Regions from separate parts of the Homo sapiens genome. Here all the other regions are linked to region 1. The links are chromatin contacts, found by Hi-C or POLR2A ChIA-PET in ENCODE. All regions are on one chromosome and are shown on one strand. Each heading gives the region's core, a stretch centred on a gene start or an enhancer-like site at or near the end of the contact. The rest is flanking DNA. Distances are from core to core; before and after follow the strand shown.

What was found. Hi-C counts contacts between places; a loop is a spot of excess contacts on that map. ChIA-PET counts read pairs that join two places held with the same protein, here RNA polymerase II (POLR2A). Pooled maps may share reads with other maps.
Region 2: a map of Caco-2 shows a loop between it and region 1 (3-fold over the local background). The contact joins the enhancer-like site here to the promoter of SF3B5 in region 1. A Hi-C loop is called at or near these places in 2 of 168 maps with a recorded cell type or tissue (Caco-2 and IMR-90), 2 of 37 single-sample maps with no recorded cell type and 6 of 50 pooled maps. POLR2A ChIA-PET finds 5 or more read pairs at or near these places in 1 of 52 experiments (OCI-LY7).
Region 3: a loop to region 1 is called in a pooled map, with 10 times the contacts of the local background. The contact joins the enhancer-like site here to the promoter of SF3B5 in region 1. A Hi-C loop is called at or near these places in 5 of 50 pooled maps. POLR2A ChIA-PET finds 5 or more read pairs at or near these places in 3 of 52 experiments (AG04450, PC-9 and WTC11).
Region 4: a loop to region 1 is called in a map of ascending aorta, with 5 times the contacts of the local background. The contact joins the promoter of PHACTR2 here to the promoter of SF3B5 in region 1. A Hi-C loop is called at or near these places in 2 of 168 maps with a recorded cell type or tissue (ascending aorta and mucosa of descending colon) and 7 of 50 pooled maps.

The regions. Positions count from the first base shown.
Region 1 is chr6:144,092,260-144,098,391 of GRCh38, forward strand. SF3B5 (splicing factor 3b subunit 5) reads right to left here and starts at 3,314. Exons shown (of 1, transcript NM_031287.3): 1 at 2,625-3,314. The coding sequence starts at 3,238. The coding sequence ends at 2,978. RefSeq lists an enhancer at 3,064-3,763.
Region 2 is chr6:144,555,043-144,561,840 of GRCh38, forward strand. UTRN (utrophin) reads left to right here. Exons shown (of 75, transcript NM_007124.3): 50 at 2,115-2,269. Among named protein-coding and RNA genes, the nearest start is that of SNORA98, 150 kb to the left of the region's middle. Within about 2 kb of position 5,274, at least 5 of the 41 ENCODE cell types and tissues checked have a DNase peak (open chromatin) inside an H3K27ac peak, as active enhancers do.
Region 3 is chr6:143,801,889-143,807,883 of GRCh38, forward strand. PHACTR2 (phosphatase and actin regulator 2) reads left to right here. Exons shown (of 13, transcript NM_001100164.2): 12 at 5,169-5,245. Among named protein-coding and RNA genes, the nearest start is that of LTV1, 38 kb to the right of the region's middle. Within about 2 kb of position 4,608, at least 4 of the 41 ENCODE cell types and tissues checked have a DNase peak (open chromatin) inside an H3K27ac peak, as active enhancers do.
Region 4 is chr6:143,676,605-143,682,751 of GRCh38, forward strand. It overlaps PHACTR2 (phosphatase and actin regulator 2), which reads left to right and starts at 1,361. Exons shown (of 13, transcript NM_001100164.2): 1 at 1,361-1,605. The coding sequence starts at 1,560. RefSeq lists an enhancer at 705-1,553 and a silencer at 1,303-1,602.

The DNA.
Region 1 (6,132 bases), core at 2,064-4,563:
TACCAGCACTTAGCATGAATCAATGGAGGGGCACAAAAATGTATTGCTAGTCATTGTATACTTCATTGCCATGCACCCTCAGTAAAAACAAAAACAAAAAACCTCAGTTTCACTTAAGAATGTGCTTGATGAAGCAGTAAAAATTGCTAACTTTATGAAATCTTAGCCCTTAAGATGTCTTTTAATATTCTGTGTGATGAAATTCATAATATGCATAAAGCATTTCTGCTGCCTACCAAAGGACAATAGTTTTCTCAAGGAAAAACACTTTTTATTATTTGAGTTGCAAATTGAATTGGCTGCCTTTTTTTTTTTTTTCTCAAGGCACATATTTACAAGAAAAAAATGACAAACTGTATCTTGTTACTCAGACTTGGGTATGTATTGGGTATGTATTTGGCAGACATTTTCTTGAAAATGAACCAAGTGGGCCTTTCACTTAAAGGAAAACAATAATATTTGCTATCAACCTCATGCTTGATAGCTTGATCAAGTTCAAGCTATCAAGTAAAAACTTAAACTTGTGGAAAACTTATACCTTCACAGTAGGTCTTTCAGTTTCCCAATACTATAAAACCTTCCTGAGACAGGGATGATATTACTCAATGTGATTTTTGATATGTATAATGAATGTAACAACATTTGGAAGGTCTGTATAACTCAGTAACCCATTACTTTTCAGATGACTGATGCATGATGTTCCAAATCAGGTATGGGTAAAAGATCCATTCAAAGCTCAACATACATGAATGAATTTTAATGGAACAGAATAAAAAGTTCATTAAACCAGTTTCAGATTCCATGTTGTAACTAACCTTTAAGAAACTACCACTTGTTGGGTTTTAGTATAATATCAAAGAAGTATATGTACATCTATTTGAAAAAGTTAAATATTGCTCCTATACTAAATATTTATGAGAAGTGGATTTTTTCATACTTCGACAAAAATTTCATATCCCAACAGTTTGAATGCAAAAGCAAATATGGGAATCAAGCTGTCCTCTATTAAGCCAAACACAGAAGACCTCTGAAAAACCGGTTTTTCTTAAAAGCCATTCTTCTCACTAAATTATGTCTTGGTAAATTGCCATTTTTCATAAAACAAAAAAAGTTTTTGTTAACATGAAATGGTTTTATTATCATTATTTTTACCATTGACCTTTCTGAGAATTTTCATTATTTTTCAATGAATTAAAACTTTTGTTTTCATTTCTATGGTGGTGAATATCAATAGCCACAATCCACATAAACAGAGGCTCTTTGGTGTCTTCTACAATTTTCTAGTGTAACGAAAAGTTAGGAGCAATGACTCACCCCTGTAATCCCAGCACTTTGGGAGGCTGAGGTGGGTGGATTGCTTGAGCCAGGAGTTCAAGAGCAGCCCGGGAAACATGAGACCCTCATCTCTACAAAAAAACTAAGAAATGCAAAAATTAGCCGGGCATGGTGGCACGTACCTGTAGTACCAACTACTTGGGAGGCTGAGGTGGGAGGATTGCTTGAGCCTTGGAAGTTGAGGCTGCAGTGGGCCATGATCGTGCCACTGCACTCCAGCCTGGAGTTCCAAAGCCACCACTGAGCTAAGCTATGCCAGGTCACGTGACTTCTCTGCGTAAAAACCTTCCAATGGTCTGCAGTGGTGGCTCACACCTGTAATCGTAGCACTTTGGGAAGCTGAAGTGGGAGGACTGCTTGAGGCCAAGAGTTCAAGACCAACCTGGCCAACATATCAAGATCCATCTCGTGTTTTTAAAAACTAAAATTAAAAAAAACCACAACCTTCCAATGGCTCCTCAGAGGTTCATATATTGTCCTACAAGACTCTACTCTGTTTTCCCCTCCATTACCTGTCCCTCTACTTTTCCCCTTACTCACTCCCTCCAGCCATGCTTGCCTCTTTGAAGTTCCTCCAATAAACCATACATACTCCCAGCGTTAGTACCATTGCACTGGCAGTTCCCTCTTCATGGAAAGCAATTTCTCCAGTTTTCCGCATGGCCATTTCCCTCATTTTCCTGAAGTCTTTGCTCAAATGTCACCATCTCAGTAACTTGTGCATCATATTTAAGATTACAGCCCTACCAGCTACTCCCACCCGCACCACATACATTGTTCTCCCCTCCCCGCAGCATCTTCTAACATTTGCTTATTACATCTAGTGTTTGACCTCCTTTCTCCACCACCAGCATAATGTAAGCCCCAAGAACACGGGAAAATGCCTGTCACATAGAGCTCAACAAATATTTGTTGAATGTAGAATGGATGAACTCGCTTGCCAGCTTGTCATTTCTGGAGACATGGCCACAAATTCCCAAGAAAAAAAAAAGGATGCATTTTAAAGAGGCTAGGGAGGACAATGACAGCAAAGACTGCAAAGAGTTTTAAAACAGGAGAAAAAGAAGATGGGATACAATAACCACAAATTTCAATACTGAAGGCATTGTGGGCCTGAAAATAACGCTCTTGGGAAAAGTGGCAGTCGGGGAATTAATTATAAAGGTAGACACGGCGGATCTAAGTGCCTGGCCATGGACACTGGCATGCGCTCCCTCACCCAAACCCACTTCCCGCTCAGCTCTTTCCGGAGCCTTCCACCCTAACACAGAAAGTTCACACCAAGAGACTGAACGATTTCTAAACTTTATGGAAAAAGCCAATGACAATCAATTAGCCAAAAACGAGACGCCAAATCCCATCTCACTCCAGCGCCATGCCCTCTTCTCAAACGCTCGCCGGCTCTAGGACCTCTCCACCAGCACAGTTCTCAGGAGTCCTGCTGGTCTCCCAGTGCTGTTCTAAGGGTCCACATGAAGGCAGGTCAGGCGGGACTCCCCGGGCAAGCACTTCTGTACGCGGAAAGCACGAGGCGCAGGAGCCATGGAGAGCCGGTCCTTTGGAGACAGGAATACTTAAGAGGATTGGCAAACCGGAGAAACGCTGGGAGAGGTGCCCCGCACTGCGGTGGTAAGGCAGAGTCTCAGTTCTCCTCGGGCTTGTCGGCTGGCGGTCCACAAGGCTGAAGCATCTTTTCCATCAAGTTGAAGCGGACTCGCGCTTTGCTCTCATTCTCCGCAATGGCGAAGTAGTTGAGAAGGTCGAAGTGGCCCATGTAGGAGCAGTACGAGTCGCGGTGTTGGTTCACCAGCCACTCCCACTTGGTGGTGTCGGCGTGGCCCGTGCCGATGTACTTGGACTGCAGGTGCTCCAGCTGGCTATGGATGGTGTAGCGGTCAGTCATCTCGCCGCTTTCCCCTTCGCTCTCAGGTCAGAGGACGCAGGTAACAACTCGCCGCTCTAGCGTTTTACAGGAGAGTGAAGCCACCGCGCGGAAGCTCCAGGTCCGCGCCGTCGCAGAAGAATGGCGTCACAACGACTAAGTAGCGTAACTCTCGCTCATAGGGCTCAGAGGCGGAAGCGGAAGCACATTCTGTCACGCAATTGGAGTTGCTGAGGCGACGCAACAAGTGTGCCTCCCCCCTCCATGGAGATCCCCGCCCCATCAGAGAATGTTGCATGATGGTCCACTTAGTGGCTAAGGGAGGCCCTTTTCCAACAAGGAGCGTTGCATGCTGGGACTTGTGGTCTTGGGAGTTCGTGCACGCAGGCTTCCGGGACTCCTGGTCGCGTTCTGTTGTTTGTTTGTTTGTTTGTTTAAGACGGAGTCTTGCACTGTTGCCCGGGCTGCAATGCAATGGCGCGATCTCGGCTCACTGCAACCTCCGCCTCCTGGGTTCACGCGATTCTCCTGCTTCAGCCTCCCGAGTAGCTGGGATGACAGTTGCACACCACCACGCCCGGCTAGTTTTTTTGTATTTTTAGTAAAGACGGGGTTTCACTGGTCTCGAACCCCTGACCTCGTGATCCGCCCGCCTCGGACTCCCAAAGTGCTGGGATTACAGGCGTGAGCCACCGCGCCCGGCCCCTGGTCGCGTTTTAAAAGTGATCTGGGGACCTAGTGGAGGGCGATGTCTGGAGGTGGGGAGCATCCGTGGGTGGCTTGGGGCTGATAGGAAATGGGAAACCCAAGAATGACTGGACTACGAGCAGCCCCGAAAATAAACTCTTGGTGTATTTCGGAGCCGTCGTGGCGGCACGGCCGTCCCTTCACAACCGGGGATGGATTACCCAGAAGTCAGCAGGCGCCAGTTCTGGTCCCAACTATGTCTCTTAGGAGTTTGTGGCATAAAAGAGTTATTTCAGCTCTAACCAGGGTGCTTGGTGAGCAAGTACAGCACCAGTTCCCACACATTCCGGCTTCCACCTCAAGCTCCTCCTTCCTCTCTAGCCACTTATTTTGATATCCTCCCTCCAAGGCCTCACCTCACCCTACTTGGCTCTTCCATTCAGTGGGTTTTGTGGATTCAACCAACCTGATTGAAAATATTGGGGGAAAATATCAGTCTGTACCGAAATGCAGACTTTTTAAGGTTATTATTCCCTAAACAATACAGTATAACAACTATTTACATAGCATTTACATTGTATTAGGTATGTTAAATAATCTAGAGACAAACTATACAGGAGGATGTGCGTATATGCAAATACAAGCCGTTTTATATCAGGGACTTGAGCATCCTCTAGTTTTGGTATCCATGGGGGTCCTGGAACAAATCACTCACGAATACTGAGGGACAACTGTATTTCTCCATGTTACCTGTTGTGTCCATCCCCATTTCCTTGTACAAGCTATTCCCTCTACGTGGAATGTCTGTTCCCTTGGTGAACGCATCTCCCTTTAAAGGCAGCTCAAATGCATCTCCTTAGAGTTTTCTCTGGCTGCTCCAGACAGATGTAAACTCTCTTTCCTCTTTGCAAGTTATACGTCTCTTCCTTATTATTGCTTTATGTCCTACTGTTTGGTTTAATAACTTCCTTACATGGGTAGAAGCTACTTGAAAAAAAGATCCTTTTTTTAAAAAAAAAAAGTCCAAAACAAAAATTTGATAAATGGATAAATTATTACAACCGAAGAGAAGGAAAACTTTACTGGGAAGGAGATAACTTGAAAATAATTTTATTCTGCTGTTTAAACTTCGTTATAACAAATGTTTCACTCCTAAAATGTAAAGAATTTTGCCAGGCATACTTGTGGGAGATGTATCAAACCTTAACATTTTGCCATTTTTCTATGGAGCCTGTTTTTTTGATTGCTGAAAGTGTGTATCCATGCACAATAGTTGTTTTTGTTATGCAAGTTTTAAAGCTCTATATAAATAACACTCCGTCTATATTGTTATAAAAGTTGCTTTTTGCCCTTGTCAGTATTCATGTTACATGTTATGTAACTTTAGTTCATTGTTTACTGCTATACAGTATGTCACTTAATTAGTATAACATAACATGTCCACTCTCTCAATGATGGGCATTTATTTTCGTATTTTTGTTATTAGAAACAATGCCGAAATAAATATTCTTATACATGTGAAGGTGTTTCTCCAGGGCAGTGGTCCTCAACCTTTTTGGCACCAGGGACTGGTTTCGTGGAAGACAATTTTTCCACGGACAGGGGTTATGGCAATGGTTTCGGGATGATTCAGGTGCATTACATTTATTGTGCACTTTATTTCTATTATTATTACATTGTAACATATAATGAAATAATTGTACAACTCACCATAATGTAGAATCATTGGGAGCCCTGAGCTTATTTTCTTGCAACTAGACAGTCCCATCTGGGGGTGATGGGGGATAGTGACACCAAAAGTATGTTGCTTATGTCCAGTCTACTCTGTAATCTCGTTTTGGTTGCTATCACTGCAGAAAACCCTCATTCACATAGATAGGATGTTGGAAATGGAAGCAGACTTTTCTGTGCTTTGGTGCCAATCTGAGGATATTCCACCTTGACTCTAATCCAGAACATACGGAGATTTGAAGTTGTCTCAAACATACTTTTAAGCCACCATTATTTGCAGTCTCAAGCAGTTGATCTTCTAGCACGGGCAAAGTTGATTCACCTGGTTTTTTCACAAATGCGTCATAGATCCATTCCTTCCCAGTTCAGAGGTCTTTTGTAATTGGGAAGTAATGCCCAAACTCTATTGAATGTAAGACAGGTGATCATGCACCGGCTGGGAGAAAGAAGGCCCTGGCTCAGTCTCTTTCAAAATCTCTACTAATGTTTGAAATGTC
Region 2 (6,798 bases), core at 4,024-6,523, 460 kb after region 1:
TGGAAGATTTTTTTCGAAAAATTTCTGGAGGCATAACAAGTAAGAATATGCATGTCTCCGAGATTTATAGCTCACTGACTTTTTGCAAGTGAAACACACCCTCAAATCAGCATCTAGAAAGAGAACACTTTCAAGATTCCAGGAACCCTCTTTTGCTCCCTTCTGTACTGTATTAGTCTGTTCTCACATTGCTATAAATAACTACCTGAGACTGAGTAATTTATGAAGAAAGGAGATTTAATTGACTCACAGTTCATTTGAGGGCTACTGTAGTGAAGCATGACTGGGAGGTACCAGGAAACTTAAAATCATGGTGGAAGGCAAAGGGGAAGCAGGCACCTTCTTTACAAGGCAGCAAGACAGAGAGAGATAGAAGGGAGAAGTGCCACACATTTTATTTATTTATTGGAGACATTGTCTCACTCTGCCGCCCAGGCTGGAATGCAGTGGCACTATCTCAGCTCATTGCAACAGCCACCTCTTGGGTTCCAGCGATTCTTGCCTCAGCCTTCCAAGTAGCTGGGATGACAGGCGTGCACCACCATGCCCAGCTAATTTTTGTATTTTCTGTAGAGACGGGGTTCCGCCATGTTGCCCAGGCTTGTCTGCAATTCCTGAGCTCAAGTAATCTGCTCACTTTGGCCTCCCAAGTGTCACACACTGTTAAACCATCTGATCTTGTGAGAACTCACTATCACAAGAACAGCACAGGGGAAATTCATCCCCATGATCCAGTCACCTCCCACCAGGCTCCTCCTTCGATTGGACATGAGATTTGGGTGGGGACACAAATCCAAACCATATTACTTACTTACCCTGAAGGTTATTTTTATTAATAAGTTTTTCCAAGACTTTCATTTGAGGACTACTATAGTGAACAAATCAGATAAGTAAGTTTAGTTTCCTTTAATGACTTTTTAACCAAACTGTTTTATCAATTTCGTAATAGCAGACATCTTTTTTGTCATCAGTTCAGTTATAGAGTTGATAATATTGAACAACTATGGTATTTTTAAAAGTGCTTTTAAGATTCTCTGTATAAAATTATAAAATATTCTTGAATTGGAGGTTTTAGTTGTGAGGTTATAGTTTGGTATAACATTTATTTGCCCTTCAGCTAGCCTAAGATGGAAGTGTATATTTGTGAAGAATTTAAGAAAGTATATGTAGAAAACAATCGAAAATGTGGAAGTATGTTTTTATTCTCCACAAATGCAGACTTTACTTGGTTACAGTTTTAAAAGCAAGTGGCCAGTTATATGCATTTCTGGATCATTCTGTGTGTTTGTGATACTGCTGACTGTTTCCACCAAATGACTCCCAAGTAATAGTGAAGCCCCTGGCCCCTTAACTAGAGGAATACAATTAAAAGTGATGTCAGTGTTTCAGTTATCATATTAGAACATTATTTTTTAATCAGCAGTGTGATTCTTTTCTTCTGAAACCTTAGGCTGATTTAAAATCTTCCCAATTGCTACAAAAAGCATTATATTAAAGGTTTCAGTTGTCATTTAGATTTCATGGTGAGTACCTTGATCCAGAGACTCTCAGAGGCTGAAAAACTATGTCAAAGAACCAATGCCAGTGGACAAATTCAGCATCAGTTTGGCTATTCAAGCAAACTCTCAGTAAACCTTGCTTGGCAGCTTGATCCATTCAAGTGGTTATCTTTGTAAACACACCTTGTGATCCAGGGGCAAGAGATGGAAGACGTCCATGTTGTTGATTCTTCACGTTTCTCCAGGCATGTATGCAGGAACTGTCTCTGTATTCAGTCCTTTATGACGCATGTCCGTGTAAGGATCAGAGAGGTACAGCAGAAGGAATGAAAAAGACAAATGGTTTGAGGAAGGAAAATATCTCAAAAAGAAAATGATAATAATCTTGTAATATTGTCATCTATGTACTCGATCACTTTCTTGGACATGTTTCTTTTCACTTCTACTAATTTTGGTTTAAGCTTACATATAACAAAAGGGTTTGCCCCCAGTCTGTTTTCATCCTGTGATATCTGTATCTAAAGCATGTCAAAATCTGCTGGGAGTACCATTGTTTTGATTATACTAATTACTGAGTGACCAAGTCTAACAAACAGACCTGCACTTGCACCTCAGATACTGCTTCAAGAACTGGGTCCTGGAGATGGTATCGTCATGGCGTTCGATAACGTCCTGCAGAAACTCCTGGAGGAATATGGGAGTGATGACACAAGGAATGTGAAAGAAACCACAGAGTACTTAAAAACATCATGGATCAATCTCAAACAAAGGTAAGTCTAAGGCCCTGGCAGGTAAATGTATATTGTCAAGTTGAGAATTTGATGGCTTTGGCTTTCTCGTGGAAACCTGCCAAACATGTGGCTACTACAAGTACATTTTATTATTATGTATTTTTATACTGTGATGTTCTGAGTTAGTATTATCATACTTAGTACAGAATGTATGCTTATACAATATGTTTTTGAATTTTTACAATGGAGTTTTTTATTTTATTTTTTTAAATCAGCCTAAACCTTGCCAATGATTATGTGTTCTGATTGTCTTACGCTCTCAGTATTATCTAGAATACACTTTGTAGTCTTCTGATGGTAAGGAGTGCAGGTGTTTACAGATGCATCAGGGTAATGGTATCCCTAAAGGTAATTGGAATAGCGTGCTATTTGGGTGGGGCATCCTAAGTTGAGGACCAGACACACATGGATCCAACACTAGATCCCTGAAATAATCTATGTGCATTTAGGATTTTAGTTAATTTACTATCTTTTTTCCCATTACTTTGTCTAGTCAGAGTATTTGGAACAGCCCAAAATAGAATATGTGTTTACAAGAGAATTTTCTGTCACTTGAATCACTTGAACACCTAGAATTTGAGAAACTATAAACAGTGATTAGCATCTCTTTAAGACTGCATATTTATATTCATCATTAGTAAAAAAAGATGTTTACATCATGCATATAGTACTGGGAATGCCTGTGTCTAGGTGAAATTACGCACATCTTTATTAAAATGCAACTGTCTTAAAACCAATTTGGTATCAAAACACATCTATTTTGACGTGAATAAAATGGGTATTAGAGCACTTTATATTCCTGATATATTCCTGCTAATAAAGTATGGCTAAGCATTTAATAACATTTTGACATGGATACGTTTTATACACTTCCAGAGTGTTATTTTTAGTTACAATCTCTGAAGCTCTGAAAACTCAAAGAAGAGGGTTATGATGGCACAATGTGAGGTTGAATGTGTTGTTAGATATACCTTGGATACTGGAGAAAATAAGACTGGGTTAGCAAAGACAAAACTTCACAAGTGGTTAAAGCAGAGTGGCTATAATATTGGTCTTTCTAACATTTTACTACAACTTTTCTCTTTTATTATAATAGGTTATTTGGATTTAGTAAGGATATCATAACTCAGGCAGGGAAGAAGGTGAATTAAAAACAGCTTTAACCTTAAGAGATAGCATTAGGAGATATACCTAATGTTAAATGTGAGTCAATGGGTGCAGCACACCGACATGGCACATGTATACATATGTAACAAACCTGCACGTTGTGCACATGTACCCTAAAACTTAAAGTATAATAATAATAATTAAAAAAAAGAAAAGACCTACAATCAGACAAAGCAGGTTAGAGAATTTCTTTATGGCCATCTCCAAGACAGAAAGGTAGGGGAAGACTCCTGCCTTCAGGAGAGAAAGAAGGAGGTGAAAGGGCAGGAGAAGGTCACAGAGAGAGATTGTTTTCTGAGGCCTGCTTCTGAGCCCTGAGGCACCCCAATATTAGAACAAAAGGCTATAACAAGTGTTATGGGAGTTATGTTGCAGGAACTGTGGATGAAAACATATACGTATTACAGTAAGTACGATGAATAAAAATTATTTGCATAATATAGCTAACATAAAAAAAAGAGATATAGTCCTTAAATATGCTCTGTCTTTGTGTTTCCAAAAATTCCATGTATAAGAGTTAGGACTTTGTTTTCCTTGTAAACTTAACAAAAAATTTATCCGTTAGGAATGTGTGGCCTGCTTTATTTAGCACCTCCAATTCTTCTTCTTATTTTTTTTTTTTGCTTTTACTTTGTAAATATTTTAAGACAGCCTACAGCAGTAGTTGGATTAGATGGAAGAGGCAATTAAAAATGAATTATATTGCAAGGTGATTTTTCGTTTATCATAGCTAAGACAATTACAATGTTCCAGTTTCTTTGTAGTTACAAGTGGTTGTCCTTATTGTGTTTTCTCTCTGCATTTTCCGGGGGGTGGAAATAAGTAATTATATTAATATTTAGACATGATTTAGATATATTGTTATCTATAAAACAGGGAAAACAGAGCAAAACTGGCTCATAGGATCCCTTCGTGAATGATAACTAGGGCTTCTATATGTAAAGAGAGTTTTCTCTTTTAAACCCAGTGAACTTTACAATTTTTAACTATTTTAAATGGACATCTTTGTAGAATATATAAATCTTTCTTTGCCTTCTTAAAGCTTGTGAATGTATATTTAACTTTTTTCTGAATTCTTGGTAGTATTGTTGCAAAGATAGAATTAAGGAACTTTAATGGATACGAGTGACCTTAGAGTTCTTCTGAACCAGTGTTTCTCAACCTTTCTTTACATTATCGCTTCCCTAAGGAGCCTGTGTAGACTCATCTTCCCATGAAATTTTAATACCATGATATACTGTGTACTGTATGGTTGTGCTTTATACATAAAAAGAATACATTTTTTCACCCTCCCCCTGAAAAGAAATAACCATTTATTACCTGTGTTGAGAATACATGGTCTAATCTAATATTCTCAGGCTCAGAGAAGTTAAGTGACATGTTCAAAGTCATGCAACACAGTCAGGATGATATTTTTCTATACTAAATGGTAATGCTCTTCATGCTGTGAGTTCTGAAGAATTGGCAGTAAATTTATTCAGGCTGCTATACTTTGTGAGATTTGGGGCTTTGTTTTGTGCGTATAAATTTTGAGTGTCGTCTCATTGTCAGGCACTGTACTGACCTCTTCACACACATCATTTCATTTAATCTTCACAACAACTGCAGGAGAGAGGTAGCATTTTCATCAGTCCTATGTTAATGAATAAACTGAAGTACAGAGAAGTTAAGGAATTACTCAAGACTACACAGCTTATAATGGCAGAGTTGGGATTGGAATTCAAGCTTGACTGGCAAGCCAGGCTCTTATTGTCTCTAAAAACAGTTTCATTTTTGTTCTTTGAATCAGACTGTCAGCCGTTGCTGACATTCTTGGTGACTGCTTTGTGTACCCGCCTCTCAGTTCTGTCTGTAATTCCGCTTACTGATTCTTATCTGTGTTGAGTTTAGAAGCCATATCAGATGAAAGATACGGGGCCTTTTTTATGCATAATGTAATGCACTCCAGTACGTGGCCATCACACCCCGTCTAATGGCTGCTGAGAGGCCTTTTTACCATGGCTGCCCTCTTATCTTCCAGCCTGTTCTTTATATACATCATTGTCAGCCAAATTCTGGAGGGGTGAAGGGTTGTTATATTTGCACATGGAATACTGTGCAGCATAATGTGTGAAGTTCAATATCAGCTTTCAAAGGAAATGTTTTGTATGAATTGCAGTTAGCCTAAATAATTTAGCTATTCACAATTATAAGTCCACAATCCCTTATCTACAATGCCAAAATCTAAAAACAGCTTTGATAACAGAAATCTTTGAATTACCATGCAGCTCTTTATTAAAGTCTTTATTTATTCTGGTTAGTATGAATAGCCTTTTTCCTTGCTGCAGAAATATTAATGTGTTTGATTGCTTCCCCAGACCCTGTTCAGGGGTAGTAATTAATATAGTTACTTTCATAATATTAGTTTTCTAATGTTCAAAAATAATATTACTTCTGAAACGCAACTGAATCCTGATTTTTTGGATTCTTTGAAAAGTAGGCCTGTCTCTAATGTTTCTAACTAATCTATATATCCTGACCACTACTTTTTTTACTTATCACTTTTTTTCCTTCCATCTCTTAATGCTAATTAACAAATTTTCTAGTGCCAGTTGAGATAGTGATTGTTGAAATGTGTTTATAGCACAGTCAGTGTGGATGCCTGATTTGGGTCTAAAATGCTATTTTAGCTGTATATATTTTGGCACTCCAGGGCAAAAATAACATTATATATATATATATATATATATATATATATATATATATATATATATATATATATACATACACACACACACGTATACACACCTGTGTAACACACATGTATATATACATACACATATATGTGTGTGTTTATACACACACATATACACACACATATAACTGTGTGTATAGACGTGTTTGCACATGCATGTATATACAGGTATGTATATATATGCACACTCATGTATATACACACATAGTTATCTACACTGAAGTATTGTAAAGGAAATGAGACAGTATAACTGTGTGCTATAAATAGTTTCTTAGAAATCACTAATTACTCTGTGTTTTTCTCCTTGTCCTTATCGCATTTTACCTTGCCTATGTTAAGGTATTTCTAGGTTTGTACAGGCAGAACAGAAAGCACTGAGTGTAAGGTATATGGGGCAATCCTTGGTTAAAAGCCCATCTTAGGCACTTGCCTTCTGTGCTAACCTATAGGAAGTTATTTCAACTCACCGAGTCACCATTTCCTTGATTCTAAAGTGGAGAACATGTCTAATATGTGGGGTTATTGTGATATCAAAAGTTATGTGTAAAAGTTCTTGGTAGGTAGTATATGCTTAAGAAAAAGATGCCCAAAGTGTCATCATATGCTC
Region 3 (5,995 bases), core at 3,358-5,857, 290 kb before region 1:
GATGTCCTTTTTGTTGATGTTGATACTATTCCTTTCTGTTTGCTCATTTTCCTTCTAACAGATAGGCCCCTCAGCTGCAGGTCTGTTGGAGTTTACTGGAGGTCCACTCCAGGGTCTGCATTTTCAACAAATCACCTGTTGCTTCTTCCCGGCATAACGCCTGAGCTGACTGGGACTGATGAAGCAGACCTGTTACCACTCACCACTGGCCAATTTTAAACTTAGTTTCAGACATTTTTGTTTCCTTTTTCCTCTCTATAATTCTCATGATGCCAAAATGACTACATATTTGGTCTCAGTTGCTATCTCATAGAGCTTTGTTGTTGTTGTTGTTTCTACTCTAGAAATACCTAGTTTTGGCTCAATGGCTTCCCATTGGTTGTACAACCCAGCACCATTGGAGCTCTGATCCCCCATAACCTCAGCCCAGCTCTTTCTATCTCATGTCTTTCAACAAAATCAGTCCCAGACTGGGTGTGGTGGCTCATGGCTGTAATCCCAACAATTTGGGTAGGCCAAGGCGGGAGGATTGCTTAAGCCCAGGAGTTCAAGACCAGCCTGGGCAACACAGCAAAACCTCATCTCCACAAATTTTTTTTTTTTTTTAATTAGCCAGATGTGGTGGCCACACACCTATGGTCCCAGCTACTTGGGAGGCTGAGGTGGGAGGGTGTCTTCAGCCTTGGAATTTGAGGCTACAATGAGCTGTGATCACACCACCTGCACTCCAGCCTGGGTGACAGAACAAGACCCTGTCTCAAAAAAAAAAAAAAAAATCAGTCCTAATTACATATATGTGAAGAATTATTAGGCCTAAAACCTGGTCTCCTTTGCAAAGAAGAGAGTTAAGTTTATTATACATGTATTTGTCTAAAGTGTCTGATTTACTTTTTTTCCTGTTTTAAACTCTCTCAGGAAATCTTTCTCTTTATTCCAAGAGGAAGTAGCTCTTGTAATAAAACTATGATCAATCTTCAGTGAATTTTAAAAATAAGCATTCTATTTCTTTAATTGCCTGTAGTCACATCTTTCTGGTATATTTTTTTCAAACAACTAGTCCTTACAATTTCACATCACTTCCATTGCCATATCATTCACATAACTGACTCATCATTTCTAATTGTAAGCCAGCACACACAACATGCAGATCTGAAGCAATTTTCCTGATGACAGGGGCCCAGAAGCTCATATTAATGGAAAGACTGTAGGATGTGAGGTTAAAAGGCTTGTGTATGAGCCCCATGTTTGTCATTTAACCCTCATCCTGTTTAGAGAAAGAAAGTGCACCTCGCTGCCAGTGCTGATTTAATTTTACATAAACACGCTCTTTGAGGCTGAAGCAAATCTGACAGATTTTCAATGTGAAAATAAAATAGAGGCCGATTGCAGTGGCTCACGCCTGTAGTTCCAGCACTTTGGGAGGCCGAAGTGGGGAGATTGCTTGAGCCTAGGAGTTTGAGACCAGCCTGGCCAACATTGCGAAATCCATCTCCACAAAAGATACAAAAAATTAGCCAGGCATGATGGCGCACACCTGTAGGCCCAGCCACTCAGGAGGCTGAGGTGGGAGAATTGTTTGAACCCAGGAGGCAGAGGTTGCAGTGAGCTGAGATCACGCCACTGCACTCCAACCTGAATGACACAGTGAGACCCTGTCTCAAATAAATAAAAATAAATAAATGAATATAAAAACTGTTCTTGGAGTTGTTTCTAAATAGAACATCAAAATCATCTATTTTGGAAAAATCAGATTCATCGAACGATTTTTTGGCCAACAACTGTTTGAGAATGATGTTAACATCACACATAGAAAGGCTGTGTTTTCTAGGATTTGACATTTTCAGCAATAGAGAAATACTGTATTTTGTAAATAGGAATACCACTACTAAAACCATAATGCTATAAATAGAATGATGTCTTTTGTTTCCAAAGTCGATATACTAGAGCGTTGCGAAAATAAAAGCAAGATATTTCATGACAAACTTATCCTGAGGTAAACAACTGCAGCCGTTAGTGTTGCCAGGCAAATATTCTCAGGGCAAACAGGAAAAGGGTTAATGCGCATCTCTCTCTAGCAAGTCATGTGACCTCTCTAGGCCTCCATTGCATCAGCTGTAAGGTAAAAGCCTTGGAATAGTTTTCAGGTTATCAACTGCTTTTTAACAAACCACCCCAGAATTTAGTGGCTTTTAAAACAGCTATTTATTTTGCTCTCAATTCTGAGTTATGAATTTGGGAAGGGCTCGGCCCAGCAGTTTGTTTGGGATCCCTGTGGCATCAGGTGAGATGCTGGGTTAGATAATTCACTTCCAAGACAGCTTCTTCACTAACCGTCGGTGCCTTTTGCTCCTTGGCCTCTCTCTCTCTATCTACCCAGCATCTTAACCTCCAGGGCCTTTCCCTGTATCTTGGGTTTCTCACAGCATGGTTTTCTGAGAGTAGTCACTTTTTTTTACATGGCAGCTGGCTTTAAAGTAGCAAGAAGCAAAAGGTGCCAGGCCAGTTAAGGGCCACATCAGACTGGCACGTATCACCTCTACTGTGTGCATTTGTTGAAAGTGGTTACAGGACTCACCCAGAGTCAAGGCTGGAGAGACAGACTTCACCTCTTGATGGGGGAATAGCAAAGTCACATTGCAGATGAGCCAGTAGGATATGCCTGTAAATAGTAAACTGTCTCTCTTATGCATATGTATATGGTCATCAGTGAATTATAAATTGTATCAATATGATGGATCTATAGCACACAATTTACAATTGTAATGTTTTGTAAATTCCATATCTCAGTTGATGCTCACAGAATGCTTTCATTGATTTTTGCCATACTCTTAGATCAGTAGTAGCCAACCTACTATTGCAAATAAGGACTTTATCTTATTCATGGTTAAGTCAACTTCGGTGGCATTATCTTCTTCCATTCCAGTGGACTCTTCATAAATAAAAGTGAAAGAATTGTGAATCCCAATCACAAACTAGAATAATTTGTTTTTCAAGAGGCTCATAATAATGACATTTTATTGACTCTACAGTGTACAAAGCACTTTCAAATATGCTCTTGATTAATTCTCATGATATTGTGAAGAATTTCCTCCTGGTTTTCCAGATAAGAAAATTGGGGTTTGGAGTGAAGTGACTCACTAAGGGTCACACTGCTAATGAGGGCATAGCCAAGACTAGAATCCCTGCCTTCTGACTCCCAGTGGACCGCTTTTCACTTCCTCTGCTGAAACCTTACATTTGGAGAAGAAATTTAAAATGAACATCAAGACAGGATTCTCTGCCACTATTCAAATTAAAATACCTCCTTTCGGCCGGGCACGGTGGCTCATGCCTGTAATCCCAGCATTTTGGGAGGCCGAGGCGGGCGGATCACAAAGTCAGGAGTTTGAGACCAGCCTGGCCAACATGGTGAAACCTCGTCTCTACTAAAAATACAAAAAATTAGCCAGGCACGGTGGTGCATGCATGTAATCCCAGCTGCTCGGGAGGCTGAGGCAGGAGAATCACTTGAACCTGGGAGGCGGAGGTTGCAGTGAGCCAAGATCGTACCACTGCACTCCAGCCTGGGTGACAAGAGTGAAACTCCGTCTCAAAAAAAAAAAAAAAAAAAAACCTCCTTTCAAGGAAGAACGTTTTATAGATGTTAATTGGCGAGTGGTATAGAGCAGCCTCACTCTTTCTCCTTCTGGTTCTAGGCATCACTTTTTGCAGTAAGCAAAAGTATCCTCACTGTTGATCGGACTAGTGAGACAAACTGGACAGCCATGTCACAGAGGACTCAGGCTCACACATATTTCTCTGCTTGCTTCTTCATTTCCAAAAGTCAGTAGCAAGCATTATTGTCACAGTTCCTAGTCACAGGTTCTCCATAGAAACTACAGGGGCTGAGGAATATATCTGGGGAGAAGAGACAATCTGTGACATGGACTTAAATATAGCATTGAAAGGAGTGTTGAGGGAAAGGCTCGTGTATTGCAGAATGATGGTTAGTTATGAGAGAGAGCTAGAGACAGGCCTCAGGGCTTTTTTTCTGTCTGTTCCCTTTCCTAAAATGTATTATTTTCCAACCACAAAGAAGACTTTTTATCTCCCAGTGAAGTCACTCCCTGTGACTTATCATTCTTAGTTTTGGCTGAAGAGTCCATTTTGCCTAGAGGTTACAGGGGTGTTTTTATTAGCACCTTTTTAAAAACATGAGTAAAACATTCTTTATAGAGAAGTTAGGAAATAAAAATAAGCAAAAATTTGAAACCACGAACCATCTGTAATCCTGCCACTATTTGTTAACAGATAACTAATGTTAACATTTCAGTCTGAATGGCGTAAGCATCCCCTCAAATACCAAAAATTACGTGACACGGATTATGTGTTCTTTAAATAGCAATGCATTCTATTTGATATTTTCTTTGGGTAGCTTTAAGGATTATGCTGAAATTATAAGTTCTATTTCTATAAACTTCCAATATTAAAGAATATATAAGCAACTGCTTTCTCTGTAGCTCTCTGGCAGCTAGTCAAAGCCATGTTGTTGTAGGCAATATTCTATGTAGAACTTTCCATAGGAAAATGGTATTGCTTCTCAGAAAATGTCATGACCTGCACTTTCCTTGTGGTCATCGTGGGTGGGGGATGTTCCGTGTGACTCATAGACCAGACTCAAGGATGAGTTTAGCAAAGGCCCGCTCCCACTCCCTCTTGCCAATGGCACTTGAAGGAAGTCTATCATGGTTTTAGTTTGGCTATAGTATGATATTATATTTATTACACCTTAAAAGAATGTCTAAGCTCAGTATGGTGGCTCATGCCTGTAATTTCAGCACTTTGAGAAACTGAGGTGAGAGGATCACTTGAGCCTAGAAGTTCGAGATCAGCCTGGGCAACATCTTGAGACTGTGTCTCTACCAAAAAAAATTTAAAAATTAGCTGAGCATGGTGGCGCACACCTGTAATCCGAGCTACTGGGAATGCTGAGTTGGGAGGATCACTTGAGCCCAGGAGTTTGAGGCTGCAATGAGCCATGATCTCGCCACTCCACTCCAGCTTGGATGACAGAGCGAGACTCTATCTCTTAAAAAAAAAAAAAAGGTCTGCTTCATTGATGCTGTATATACTGGGGCAATATATGACCTAAATAACAGTTCTGTTTATCTATTTTTTTTCCTGTTTAGGCAGCAATAAGGAAAGAACTAAATGAATTTAAAAGCACAGAAATGGAAGTTCATGAAGAGAGTCGACAGTTTACAAGGTAGGTGACAAAATGCAGCTTAGAAATTGAAAATGCTTAAGATGTGATCCCATGTTGAGTTGGTTAAAAAAAGAAATTGCTTACAATGGTAAATTTTATGATAGGTATATTTCATCACAATTAAAAAATGTTTTTAAACAGTTTAGCTTAAAACCATCTTATGAACATTTCCGCTTCTCTCACATTCATCCTTGTTGGCTTTTAAGAACCTAATAGTCAATGTGACAGTTTTAAAGATATGACTAGATAAGATTGTAAATTTCTAGAATTTCATAATAAACTCAGCTATCTCCTTCAAGAACACTAAAACTAATCATGCTGAATAAGAATTTCTAAAATTAAATCTTTTCTTTCAAGGAAGTCTGAATCATTCCATGGGGCTACATTTTGGTTCCTTTCTTCGTTTTTTTCTGGGTCTGAAGACATCATTTATTCTGCTCTTGAACAGACTTAGTTGAAGTTGTATGCCCAGAATAGATGCTGGCGAGAGTCAGTGTGGGCACATACATAACACTTTGGTTTCACAATAGACATAACACAGGATTGAAGCTGACTTTTCAGAAGATGTAACTTTAGGATGGGAATCCTGATTTTACTGGTGACGAAGGAGATCGCTATCATCTTACCATTTTTCCCTCAGTCCCTTTCGGTTTCTTTCACAGGTTACCTAACCCGGTAACAAATATTGATCCCCTAAGCTACAGCCATACATCCTGGTGCCACTGTTCCTGCAGTCCCGGTGATGATGGT
Region 4 (6,147 bases), core at 111-2,610, 420 kb before region 1:
ATTGCTTACTCTCATCGCTTAGCGCCCCAGGTGGGATGTGTTTCCAAAACACATTTTTGTATTTATAAGGAAATGTAGTTAGGATTAATTTTATTGTCCTAATTAGAACTCACATTTTGGTTAAATCCTCAATTTCATTAAAAAAAAAAAAATCAGTGTTTCTTAAGAGTGAATTAGGCAAAGGGAAGAAGACAATGGATCACACTTTTTTAGGGAAAAGATCTTCCTCACAGTGGTGGGTGGGCTATTTGGGTGTGAAAAAACATAGGGCAACTTAATTAACCATGACAAAACAGACAAGTAAGTGCCTTTCAAAAAAATCAAACAAGGCTCTGCACGATCTTAATAATAAAAATTTTAGAAAAAAATGATTTTCATGTTAGTTCAGAGTTGATTGTCTAGGATAAATTAAAAAATGAAAGCTGTGGTAAATGACCTAAATATATTGCACTTTCTGATATTTTTTACATTTTAATGAAATATATGCCTTCAGCAAAGTGCACACATCATTACAGACATCTCAATGAATTTTCATAAAATGAACACATCCAGTAACCACCATCCAATCTAATGCACCATATACAGATGTTCCATATACTGTATATATATATACACACATTATATATATATAGCATGAAGATTACTTATACTAATTAATCATTAACTGTAAATATGAAGAATATTTATTTGTATTCATATTTTTAAGAAGATTGAGATTTAACAGGATATTATAGAAGGGTTTAATTCACCTTTCAAGTTTGTTATAGTTTTTTTCCCCTTTTGTGTATTTTAATCACTTTATTTCACAGTAATTCTTTTGAAATAAAGGAGAGGTCAGCACTCCAGAGTTTTAGGTGGGAGACAGCAAAAAGTATATTTTGTTGATCTCACACGTAGACCTACCATTTAGATTTGTTGTCAAGCCTGATTGAGGCCATTAGTGCCGTTTTTAAAAAATTATATTTGTTAAAAGGAAGATAATTTTTAAAACGAGAAAAAAATGGGCACAAGACATGAGAGTGCCACAATACTGCAAATAGAATGTAAGGAAGGAAATAACTTTTAAGAAACAAATTTTGTTAAATTAAGTACCGTGACTAAATACTTTAATTCCTTTTCTTGTAGCCCGTAAGGATCATTTGACTTTGAACCTTTTAAGTCAAAGAGGAGTAGTCTGAAAGCCTGAACTCCCTACCACCCTGAGGGGGTGCGGGTGCGGCGGGGCCGGCTGGGGGCTTCCCCCACCCCCTGCTCCTGCGCCCTCCCCCCGCTTCCCCCTCCTCCCCTCCCTATCGCCCTCACCCCCCTTCTTCCCCCGTGACCCCTGACCCCAGCTAATCTGCATAGAGGAATGACAGGCATCCGCTGGGCAGGATCCGCCGCGCCGGCTGCGGCCGGCCGGGCTGGGAGACCCGCGCGGGGTAGAAGGTGAGGGGACCCGGCGGGCCGCTCGGCACAGGCCGGGACATGAACGCCTGGAAGTCTGGCTGGGAGCGGACCCATGATCGAAGGACCAAAGGAGCCGCTTGATCGCTGGACCTGGCCCTGCGACCCCAGTCATGGGCCAGACCTCGGTGTCCACGCTGTCCCCGCAGCCCGGCAGCGGTGAGTCCGGGGCGCACGCGATGCGCTCCCGCCGCGCGGGCGCAGGGCTGGCGGCGGGGCCCCGGGGCAGGCAGGGTTAGTCGTCTGGTCGGGTTCCGCTCGGACCCGCCAAGTCCCTCGGAGAAACCCCAGAGGTAGCGCTCGCCAAACTCTTTGTCGTGAAAGAGGAATGCCTTTTGGGATCCAGCCGATTTTACCTTAAAGGCACAGGCTCCATTTTTCTGTGCGCGATGCCTCGCTGTGGTTTTTTATCCAAATTATTTCGGAGCCAGAAACTTACGGGAAACGCCATTTGCGTATTACAGTGTTTTTAAAAACGCGAAACTTAGAGAGCAAGAGAAACATGCCAACAGGTTTTTCTGTATTTACGCTTGGCTTCCGAACAGACTAGGACTGAATGCTTTCAAGCTTGTCAACTGATTTATGGTTTGTTATTCGGAGTAGAAGCGCTGATCGCCTTATCCTGGCAGACGCTGAATACTTAATAACTAGCCCCGAAATGCGTAATTGTTTCAAATGAGACTTGTTTTGTTTATAGTAGATACAGCAGCTATAACATTTAGGGAAACATATCTCATGAACTTAGTTCTCCAGGACTAAAGTTAGTTTTATGGAGACGTGTGTAACGTGTCTGAGTTCTAATGCTCTGTTTTAAAAGTTTCTTTTTTCCATTTTCTTAAACAAAAAGAGGGAAGGAAGGTACGTCTGGCATTTCCCCGACAGTGTAGGGATAAAAAAAAAAAAAACTGTTTGGTGGTGTTACTTGTGATTGGATAAGGAAATAAATTTAAAAGGTACTATTTTGATATTTTTCCATCAACGATTAAAAATAAATAATACTCGAAGGGACCGTTTATGTTACTCATTGAGATATTTGATACACTTTTTAAATTGTGCAAACATCAACAGGATCTTGCTGAAAGGAAATGACAGGGTACAGAGGAAGGTTTTTTAATCTGCCTCAGGATGTCTAGCTAGATAGCATTCTGTCATTCCAACCCCCCACCCCACTTTATACCCAGTGGGTTTCTTTAGGTAGCACAGCTTCACTCCCTGAGATACCACAAGCTTTGCTGAGGTTTCTGTTAATACCACAGAAGACCCTTCTGCAAAGAAGAGACATCAGAATCAGAATATACCTTCTTTACCATTAATGACATGGCTACAGCTCTGAAATCAAAGACCTCATGTTGACAGCTTTTTGAGAGATATTTGCGGGGAGGGGTTGAGTAGGATTTTAAATTTAGTAAACTATTTTGTGCAAATAAGACTTGGTTTCCTTTGTCTTACCTTAAAGTGGTGTGAGACTTCTTTTCATTTCAAGGAAGGGTTATATTTTTACATTTGTGCACCGGCGAAGATAGAATTAAATCTGTACTCCAATACAAGAGTATACAGAAAGTATTGTCCTGAATTTAGTGATTTTATCACAAAATATTACTCGAGTGAATATTAGAAAAGCAAATTTTGCCTTAATAAAAATCAAGGAATATTATATAAATGATGTCTAAGAAGCAAATAAAATCCTAAAGTGAGACTCCCTACGTCTTAGTACAGCAAAAAAACCCGGATTGCTATAATTCCAAATAAAATGACTGATTATAATGAGAAACTGTAATCTACTTAAGTAAAAAGTGTTTTAAACAAAAATTTATGCTTGATCATGAAAGATAATTCAGAGAAATATCTCACGGAACGGTGTTATACTTAAATTGCAGGTCCTCAGTTTTGCGGATTAAAAGTTTGTATGAATTGAAATGACCAATCCATACATCATAAATACAGGGTTTTTTATTTTTCAGTTAAGGAATGACAGTGGTTATGACTTAAGTTGTGGTATTGTAAAAGAACAGTTTTCTCGTGGTATCCAGTGTCTCTAAATCCGTTAGAGCTACCCTGTTTCCCTGAAGGTTTGCCATCAGATTCCAAATGAAAACCAAAAAAAAAAAAATTTAAATTAAATAACGTTTGCTGAGTTTTATATTCATGTCTGTATTTTTCTGAGTCTGAGACTGTCAAACTCTCTACTATTCCAGGTATTTTGTTCACTCCTTGTTAACTGTTTAACTCTGGCTTTACAGATGGCGTGAAGATCCTTGTTCTGTTTGATCTTAGCCATTGACTAGTTGTTTAAGTCTGGAGCAGCTGCTTAGGATTACAGTATTAAAGATGATTCTCATCTTAAATGCTTAGTGGGCGAAAATCTGTTTAAGTCAAAGGAATCAATAGCACAGAGTTTAATTATTCATACTTATCGCTCAATTTGGCCTTTTGTAAAAATCTTCATTATAGGCTAGAAGTTAGCTTGCTTTCCCCGTTTTGACTTTAGGCTCTCTAGAGCCTTTCAGTTTAGGTTGCACCTAATTCTCTGGGTTCTAGGAAGACCATTAATAATTTTTTCTGAAAATATGCAGTTAGATCCATTATTAAAAAGAACAGCTGTATTGATGTATAATTCACATACTATAAAATTCACCCATGGAAAGTGTACAGTTCATTGTTTTTCAGTGTGTTCACAGTGTTGTGTGACCCTCAATCTCTGTTCCCACCCTATTCAACCAGTGGGCTCTACCTTAATGAAACACTAATCAACTTTTCTGTCTCTATAGATTTTCTTATTGAGAACATTTCATGTCAATGGAATCATAATGTGTCATTTTGTGACTGGCTTCTTTCAGTTAGCATAATGTTTTCAAGGGTCATCCATGTTGTAGCATGTATCAGTTGTTCATTTCTTTTTATTGCCAAATAATATTCTACTGTATGAATATGCCACATTTTATTTATCCATTTATCAGTTGATGGACATTTGGGTTATTTCTGCTTTGGGCTATTTATGAATAATGCTGCTCTGAACTTAATGTACAAGTTGTTGTGAAGATATGTTTTCATTTCTCAGGTATATATTTAGTAGTGGAATTGCTAGATTATATGGTAGGTAGTTCTATGTTTAACCTTTTATGGTGTTGCCAAACAGTTTCCAAAGAAGTTAGACCATTTTACATTCCCACCAGCAGTGTATGAAAGTTACAGTTTCTCCACATCCTTACCAACATTTGTTACTGTCTTTTTGATTATAGCCATCTTAGTAGGTGTGAAGTTATATCTCATGGTTTTGATTTCCTTTTCCCTAATTACTAATGACCTTGAGCATCTTTTCATGTGCTATTGGCCATTTGTATATCTTCTTTGGAAAAAATGTCTTCAGATCCTTTGCCTAATTTTAGTTGGATAATTTGACTTCTGTTGGAGTTTTAGTTCTTTGTATACTAGATCCAAATCCCTTGTCAGGTACATGATTTGCAAATATTTTCTGCCATTCTCTGGGTTGTCTTTTCATCTTGGTAGAGTGATTTGCAGCTCAGAATTTTAAAGTTTTGATGATGAGCAGTTTATCAATTTTTTTCTTTTGTTGTTTGTGTTTTTGGTATCACATCTGAGAACTACAGCCTAACCAAGGCAAGAAGACTTACACCTGTGTTTTCTTCCAAGCGTTTTATAATTTTGGCTGTTACATTTAGGTCAGTAATACATTTTGAGTTAATTTTTATGTATGGCGTCATGTAGGGTTTCATTCTTTTACATGTGAATATCCAATTGTTCCAGCACCATTTGTTGAAATGACCGTTCTTTCCCCATTGAATGGTGTTCCACCGTTGCCAAAAATTGATTGACTGTGTACATAAGGGTTTACTTCTGGATTCTCAATTCTGCTCCATTGTCTCTTCTTATGCCAGTTACCACAATGTCTAGATTACTGTAGCTTTGTAGTAAATTTTGAAACCTAGAAGTATGAGTTTTTCAATTTTGTTCCTTTAAAAGTTTCTACTGGTTATTCTGGTTCCCTTACATTTTCATATGAATTTTGCAATCAACCTGTCAATTTCTGCAAAAAAGCCAATTAGAGTTTTGATAGCAATGATATTGAACCTGTAGATCAATTTGGGTAGTACTGCTGTCTTAACAATATGAAGTCTTCTAATCCATGAACATAGATGCCTTTCCATTTCTTTGTATCTTCTTTCTTTTCACCATGTTTTGTAGTTTTCAGTGTAGTGCAGTGGTGCGATCATGGCTTATCCACTGCACCCTCAACCTTCTGGGCTCAAGCGATCCTCCAACCTCAGCCTCCTGAGCAGCTGGGACCACTGGTGCCCACCACCATGCCCAGCTACTTTGTATTGTTGGTAGAGATGGGGTTTTCTGTGTTGCCCAGGCTGGTCTCAAATTCGAGATCTCAAGAGATCCACCCACCTGGGCCTTCCAATATTGCAGGGATTATAGGCATGAGCCACCATGCCTGGCCTGAACTCATTTTTTAGTCCTAGTAGTTTTTCAGTGGATTCCTTATGATTTTCTATATACATGATCATACTATATACAAGATCTATTTACATGTGCAAAGAAACAACATTTTAATTCCTCCTTTTAGAGTTGAATGCCTTTTATTTTATTTTTTTCTTACTTAATAGTTCTGGCTAGAACCTTTAGTCCAATGTTAAGTAGAAGTGGCAGTTGTGAGCATTTTTGTCTTGTTCCTGA